Linked DNA regions of Mus musculus: region 2 is linked to region 1. A link is a loop called in an ENCODE intact Hi-C map of the cell type or tissue named here. Cell type or tissue: heart. All regions are shown on one strand.

What was found. Peaks named below come from ENCODE experiments on the same cell type or tissue, not always from the same donor. Only the 100,000 strongest peaks of a DNase experiment are listed, where the experiment ranks them.
Region 2: it touches region 1 in a loop (2.2-fold over the local background); 13 of 42 quality-filtered maps call a loop at or near these places.

What each region holds. Positions count from the first base shown.
Region 1 is chr13:38,202,989-38,206,988 of GRCm38, reverse strand. It overlaps Snrnp48 (small nuclear ribonucleoprotein 48 (U11/U12)), which reads right to left and starts at 2,050. Exons shown (of 9, transcript NM_026382.2): 1 at 1,861-2,050. The coding sequence starts at 2,016. In heart, a CTCF peak has its summit at 2,190; a DNase peak (open chromatin) is centred at 2,068; H3K4me3 peaks cover 1,995 bases; H3K27ac peaks cover 722 bases.
Region 2 is chr13:37,992,716-37,996,715 of GRCm38, reverse strand. It overlaps Ssr1 (signal sequence receptor, alpha), which reads left to right and starts at 2,508. Exons shown (of 8, transcript NM_025965.4): 1 at 2,508-2,711. The coding sequence starts at 2,633. In heart, no CTCF peak of the experiment used is centred here; a DNase peak (open chromatin) is centred at 2,485; H3K4me3 peaks cover 2,183 bases; H3K27ac peaks cover 2,322 bases.

The sequences.
Region 1 (4,000 bases):
GTTCAAATCCTTAGAACCCATGCAAAAAATGGGTATGGTTAATATGCACCTGCAATTTCATTGTTCCCACAGAGATAGAAGATAGAAGGGAAAATAGCCAGAAGCTCACAGGCCAGCTAGAATGATGATGGCAATATCAAGACAACAAGAGACCCGAAACAAGGTAAAAGTTGAGGACCCATTACCCAGGCCATACCCCCACACATATCCATAAGTTTGTTTTTTTTTTTTAAGATTTGTTTATTCATTATATGTAAGTACATTGTAGCTGTCTTCAGACACTCCAGAAGAGGGCGTCAGATCTTGTTACGGATGGTTGTGAGCCACCATGTATGTGGTTGCTGGGATTTGAACTCTGGACCTTCGGAAGAGCAGTCGGGTACTATTACCCACTGAGCCATCTCACCAGCCCCCATAAGTTTTTTAAAGGCTTATTCATTTAGGTATTTTATGTATATGAGTGTTCTTCCTGTATACCTGCACACCAGAAGAGGGCATCAAATCCCATAGGGTTTGATGAGCCATCATGTGGTTGCTGGGATTGAACTCAGGACCTCTGGAAGAGGAACCAGCACTCTTAACCGCTGAGCCATCTCTCTAGCCTAGCCCCACGCAGATTTTAAAGAATATACTTTTCTAGATGCTTTTTCTGACCCATCATAGTCTATAATAACCAGTACTACAAAAATTTCAACTCCCCCCATTACAGACTTTGCCACACAATAACAGCTGTCATTTCTTTACCCCTCCCCCCACTGTTACCATGACAAACTCTACAAGTGCACATGAAACATGGAAATTGATTAATTATCTGGACTAGTCTCAAAACTATCAATGTCATTTACCAGATTTTTTAAGCCAGTTACAACAGTGAGTATCAGATAATCATGTACTTCACGGTTTACTGGATAATCTGGGAGTTTTACAATGGACTTTCATATAGCGGTTAAGCAAAATACACCTCAGAAATCAGAAGGCCTGCAAGTCCCAGTTGCCAATCCCACTGGGATGTTTTTGTTTCTTCATTTGTAAAATGCTGCCAATTATTCTAGCCTCCTTGGGATACGAATTTTAAATGAAGTAACGCAGTGCCATTTAGAACGTGTTAAGTGTTAATATCACGATGTTGTCTAATATCTCGATAATAAATGAAGGAGTGGTGGGGCCCTCCATTCTCAATGGTCTGGAAATTTCATAAAATTATCAATTCATACCTCAAACTTTTTCAGTTGTCCCCCAAATCCATTTTTACAGCATCGTTACTAGGCTTTAAGCCATGAACTATATTGGTTAATTCACAACTCCAAATATACTTGTAAAGGTACAATGAAGGGTTTTTTTTCTTTCCAATTTCCACTTCAATTTTAAGACAATGGTGATTAGCTTGTACGTAAATTGCATATATCTTAAATATTTCCATCGACATATGACTTAAACCTTGTTACTGCATCATAGTAAATGAAGAGGGTATAAGAAATCACCGCGCAACGCAAATTCCCTCTATCCTGCACCTATTAAATAAGTCAGGATAATTCACTCTAATACACTCCTTAGGGGTCCGCTACTAGCTACCATTCCTTGGTGGCGCCCTTTAATCGTCCCACAATCGGTCCTGTCCGAGTGGGAAGCGTCCGGGTTTAAGATAGAGAAAAGTGAACACTGAATCTAACGCAATGCAGAATCCTTATATCATGACGAAGCAAATCGCCAACCTCAGCAGCAGCGCCCCCGGGATATGCACCGGACGAGCCCTGTCCTCCCCTGCATCGCACCGGGATGGAGAGAAGTGGGCTCCCCGGGCGCCTTTCCCACGGCGAGAAGTCAGCGGCCCGGGAAAGGCCGGGCAACCTCGCCCCTCACCTCGGCCTCCGCCTCGTCCCCGGGGTCCAGCTGATCCAGGCTCCATCCCAGGGACGCCGTCACCTCCTCCAGCGTCCGGCAGCAGCTCTCCACAAACTCGCTCAGCTCCTCCTGGAGCCGACGCCGCTCTTCCAGAGGAGGAGGTTCGGTCTCCATGATGGCAGCTCACCTCAGGCAGGAAGAGGCGGAACTGCTGGGCGCGCACGAGCTTCTGGGCGCGCACGGGCTTCTGGGAGCCGTGGGCGGGGCCCCGGGATGGCGCCAGCCTATCGGGAAGAGCCGACGGGCAGGGCGGAAGCGGTAGTTTTGAAAGGTGTTTCCACGCTCTTCTGGGTTTAGTTTGCGTAGCAGGTTAGAACTTGCGTCCCAGCTTTGAGCATCATTCCGCTGCTCCTTCGATGTTTTTAGGAGAAATTATTTATATCGGCAGGAAAGTTTAAAGAACAACACAGAAAGTGTCAGTGTAGCCTTTCTCCAGCTCATTAGCGTTTTCCCTCTTACAATTACTTCTAGATTCTTTATCCCAAATGCTATTATGCACATCCTCAGAACATTTTCCTACATAATCACAATGCATGATCAAACAGAAAATTCCTGAAACGGCTCTTCAAATTCTTTTTAAAGCAATTTATTATGTTTTAACCAATTGGCTATAATTGGTTATTATTTCTTAATTTAGAACAGGACTGGTTAAGAGCATTGACTGCTCTTCCAGAGGTGTCCTGAGTTCAGTTCCCAGGAACCACAAGGTGGCTCACAACCATCTAAAATGGGATCTGATACCCTCTTCTGGTGTGTCTGAAGACAGCTACAGTGTACTCCTATACATTAGATAAATAGATAGATAGATATATCTTTAAGAAAGAAAGGAAGAGGGCTGGTGAGATGGCTCAGTGGGTAAGAGCACCCGACTGCTCTTCCGAAGGTCCGAAGTTCAAATCCCAGCAACCACATGGTGGCTCACAACCACCCGTAATGAGATCTGATGCCCTCTTCTGGTGTGTCTGAAGACAGCTACAGTGTACTTACATATAATAAATAAATAAATCTTTGAAAGAAAGGAAGGAAGGAAGAGAGAGAGCCAGGCTCTTGGCCAGCACTTGGAAGGCAGACACTTGGGAGGCAGATTTCTGAGTTCGAGGCCAGCCTGGTCTAAAGTGAGTTCCAGGACAGCCAGGGATATACAGAGAAACCCTGTTGTGTGTGTGTGTGTGAGAGAGAGAGAGAGAGAGAGAGACTGTGCTGGGGTATCTAAGAGACCAAATTCCTGTCTGAGTTACATTTGGCTTCTCCTCCTGAGAGTGGTGGTCCTGAATTCGAAATCACTAGGTGGTCATTGGCCACACTGTATTCACTGAGACTAAATGTTAGTTCAGTGACAGTTTAACAGTTTGTAAAGCATCCTGTTAACAACATAGAATACTGTAACTCTCAGGTAGTAACATGCTGTCTTGAATATTTTTCATGTAAAAAGTGCATTTTATGATATTTTGCATATATGTCTGTGTACCACATGGATGCCTGTTGCCAGAGTAGCAGTTAGCTATGCAGTCATTTTTCTAAAAGGGGAATTTGATATAGATAAGCTCAATTCAATAAAAACCAAATATAAACATTTTTGTTTATAATAAAATTATCAAAAGCAGGTTTATGAGTCATCCTGGAACTCACCATGTGGTTGTGTCAAATAACCAATTTAATAACAAGTGTGTCAGAAGCAGAAACCTTATGGATGATCACGGCGTGCTTATCTAAAGAAAGGTCATTGCTAATAAAGACACACGCTACATGTTCATAATAAAAATCACATGAAAAAAACACTATTGTCACAGGCATACTCAGAGGCCCAACTCAGGCGATTCTAGATTTTGTCAGCTTCACAGTTAACACTAACCACCATAGTATAGTGTTCTGTTCACATCTTAAAACTTAATTCATAGGTGGGGGTGGGGGTGCTGAGGCTGGGGGGAGGGGGAGGGGAAATGAATTAAGTTTTAAAATTGAGCATTATTATTTCATTATCATAATAGTTCCTGTTACTATCCAAATTTGTCTGAATTTGGCCAGTGGAAGTCATCTTCTTCCATCCCCCATGTCTTTGACACAGCTCTTTTATTATAGTGTCATGCACTTTGCTTTA
Region 2 (4,000 bases), 210 kb after region 1:
TACTCCTCAATTAAGATCTTTTAAAATCTATATTTCATCTCTGCTACCCCAAACACAATTGGGGAAGTGGCCTGTGTCAGTGGGCCTTTAGGTCTGATCGTTCTTCTTTCTTCTTCTCATGCCAATCTCTGCTTCTTTTCTCTGTTTTGTTTCCAACCCTGTGCCAATCTCAAAGTCTCATTTCAGTCTGTCTGCCTAGCCATTGGCTGTTGGCTCTTTATTGATCCATCAGAAACCAGTTGGGGACAAGGACCTTCAGCATATTCCCGACTTGGGAGACTGGATTAATTCAAAGCATTAAAACCAATTCCCAAATTTCATCCTTTCTGTCCAAATTAAAAAAAAAACTCTTAGACATAATTTGAGCATAACCATAACACGTAAATTACAAAGTATGATATACAATTAACATCCAGTCCATCATATTTATTAACTATATACAGTATTTTACCTTTTACCCTAACTTAAAGAGCTTACCATTCTATACCTGAATTATGTTCTGATTTTAGCTTGTATTATGTCTTAGTCAGGGTTTCTATTCCTGCACAAACATCATGACCTAAAAGCAAGTTGGGGAAGAAAGGGTTTATTCAGCTTACATTTCTACATTGCTGTTCATCTCTCAAGAAAGTCAGGACTGAAACTCAAGCAGGTTAGGAAGCAGGAGCTGATGCAGAGGCCATGGAGGGATGTTACTTACTGGCTTGCTTCCCCTGGCTTGCTCTCTTACAAGCAAGTCCCAAGACTACCAGCTCAGGGATGGCATCACCCACAATGGGTCCTACCCCCTTGATCACCAACTGAGAAAATGCCCCACAGCCTGATCTCTAGGAGGCATTTCCCAAACTGAAGCTCCTTTCTCTGTGATAACTCCAGCTTGTGTCAAGTTGACACCCAAAACCAGCCAGTACACATTACCATCTGAAAAACATCCTTTCAAATCTATATCATCTCTTTCAATGCTAAACAACTTAAGTTTGCTTGTGAGACTATAATTAGTCTTCAACCCCATCAAATATCCAAGATCCTCGTATTTAACCCGGGAGTGTCTCCTGGCACAAGAAACTGACAAGGACTGTAACTGAGGGGATGGTACAGAGACACTGTCCTTGTACCGAAGATCTCACTGTCTCCCTTTCTGAGGTCTGACTTCAGGTGGTGGCACTTCTGACTCCTTAATGTTCATAGAATTTATAGACAGTCTCTTTCCCCTGTTCAGGTCAGACATGTGTTCATCTGATCTGAACCTACTGGGGTTAATTAAGTTGAGATATGGTCTGTGACTTCCACTTCAGTCATCTTCAACAATTCTGAGGGGAGTTTATTTGTCCCTCTGTGGCTCAGAGGCTCCAATGATCCTGGTGGCTGCTTAACCTGTGTAGTGGTTTGAATGAGAACTGCCCCAGTAGGCTTGTGTTTGAATGTTACATCCCAGTTGGTGGAACTGTTTGGTAAGGACTTATGTGAGGAGGTGCATTGTTGGGTGTGGGCTTTGAGGTTTCAAAAGTCCGTACCATTGGACTTACCTCTCTGCCTTGTCCTTTGGGGCTGAACATATAAGCTCTCAGCTTCCACGTTAGCACTGCCTGCCTGCTCCCATTCTCTCTGATGCGATGGTCAGGAACTCACCCTCTGAGACTGTAAACAAGCCTACAAATCAAACACTTTCTTTTATAAGTTGCCTTGGTAATGGTATCTCTTCACAGCAACAGAAAAGTAACCAAGACAGTCCCTGAATCAGGATTGTGGCTGGAGGTTCTCAGCGCAGCCACTACATCCCGAGTGTTTCACACTGACCAGCTGAAGTTGCCAGAAATATGCCAGAAGTGAGATCTTTGGCGTAGAAACTGCAGAAAGGCTAGGTAATTGCTAAGTTTGGGTTGTTAAGAAAAATTACAGAACTGAACCTCTAATGATCAGAGTTCAAGCCCAGAACCCATCTAAAATGTGGAGAGAATCAGTTCCCTAGAAGTTGTCCTTTGACTGACCTTTACATCTATCTGTGCACTGGCAATTATACACCAGAGAGACAGTCAAATTTAAAAGAATAAAACTCCAGAACTCCGATTGTTTATTGCAGGGGGGGTAGAATTTTGTGACAAGGTATTAACTCTGTAGCCCAGTCTTGCCCCGAACTCGCTACATAGCCCAGGCTGGTCTCCAGCTCGCTGCAATCCTCCTGCCTCCATCTCTCAAACTCTGGGGTTACAATGTGAGACATCACTTTCGGCTTTTTATTTTTATTTATTTATTTTGTCGTTATCCATATCCTTTACTTTCTGTCTTTCAACTGCCACACATGCGGGAAGTTTCCACTCCTTGGCCCCTCAAAGCAACGGGGGACAAAGCGATGCTAAGCATCTGGAAGAGATAAGCCTGCTCAGCTAGGCTCTCGCGGGAGCCCGTAGGCTCCCCTGGTCCCCGCCACCGCCGGCCACGTGATCTCCCGGCCCGCAGGCCCCGCCCCTGGGCGCTTAGAGGCCACGTCGACGGTGGCGGGGAGGGGCGACGGATGGCGCGCGTGCGTGCGTGCCCCGCCCCTCCACCGCGGCCCGGATGAAGAGTAACGCCATTACCGCCAGAGCCTCCGAGAGCCCTAGCGGACCCGCACCGGACGCTGACCGGCCGTACCATGAGACTCCTCCCCCGCCTGCTGCTGCTGTTCCTGCTGGCCTTTCCCGCCGCCGTGCTGCTCCGAGGCGGCCCCGGAGGTGAGAGACGCGGGGCTGGGTTGGGGACCGCGGCCGACCCCCGGCCCGGCTCTCGTGGGCCATGCTATCCCCCGCCCCGGGACCCCCCGCAGCTCGGCGTCCTCAGCGAGCGCGGGCCCGAAGCCCGCGGTCCGCAGGACCCACGCCAGGGTCGGCCTCGCTTCTCCGCCCGCGCTCGCCGCGGGCCGCCCGTCCCCAAGCTCTGCGCTGACGTGTCGCTAGCCACACGCCGGCGCGCCTCCATTCATTCGCCCACTGTAGATTCTTCTCCTCGGCGCGTGGATCGTGTTCGCCCGGCCCCCTCGCTCGCCCATCGCGGTCTGTGTGGACCGCGAGGCTCGGTGTCCAAATCCGTCCCCTTCCTCCGGCTGCTTGTCAGCCGCTACCGTAGAGTATGGCCGGATGGCCTCCTCCTTCCTTTTCTAATTTCTCTCCCCTCCCCTCCCTTTTCCAGCCAGTTTTTGCTGGTTGAAAATATGCTGCGAAAAAGTTATTTCGAGCTTTGTAAGTTTATTCTTTCCAACGATTGACCTGGGCTAAAAACTTGGCAGAATGTAAAAACGTAGAAACTTGTTCCCCCTTGCCCGCCATGTCCATTAATTTTGCTAGTTTATAAAAACAACTAGTTTGAGTGGTCACCAGAAAGAATTCCTTTTCTTTCTCTAAGTTTCTGTGGCCCAGGGCATGAGAAATAACGAGCCATGTTATGAACTCTTTGGCCAAGCACACAGAAGTGCTTGGCTTCTACTTAGTAACTAGTATGACTTTGAATTATAGCTGTTAGGGATTTTGGCTTGGGAGTGTGGTGGTGGGGACATAAGACAGATGTTGAGACCGAGTCTCATGTAGGTAACCCTGGCTGCGTTGTAAGTTGGTGCCCTAGCTAGCACGTCCTTGAACTTATGATCCTTGTGCCTGTACCTCTGGGGTGCTGGGTTTCAGGGTGTCACCACACCCCGTGGATGAAGTGGTGGGGATGAACCCAGGGCTTCCATCGTGCCAGGCATGCAAGGCACATATGCACACTACAACCTTAGACCATTGGGGTTTTCTTTCTTTCTTTAAATCTGGCTTTTGATAAATTACCTGTAAACTATGAATGAACTGTTTTAACTCGGGAAAGTAAAAAGACTTAAAAAAATCATGGTTTTAAAGATAGTGTTTTCTCTTGGGCTTTGCACATGTGGCTGTTCCCACATTTTCCCTCGCTGCTGGATTGCCACATCATCGCTCCCCGAGAAGTGGTAATAAGAACTGCTTGAACTTTAAAGGGCTTTGTAGAGTTTTGC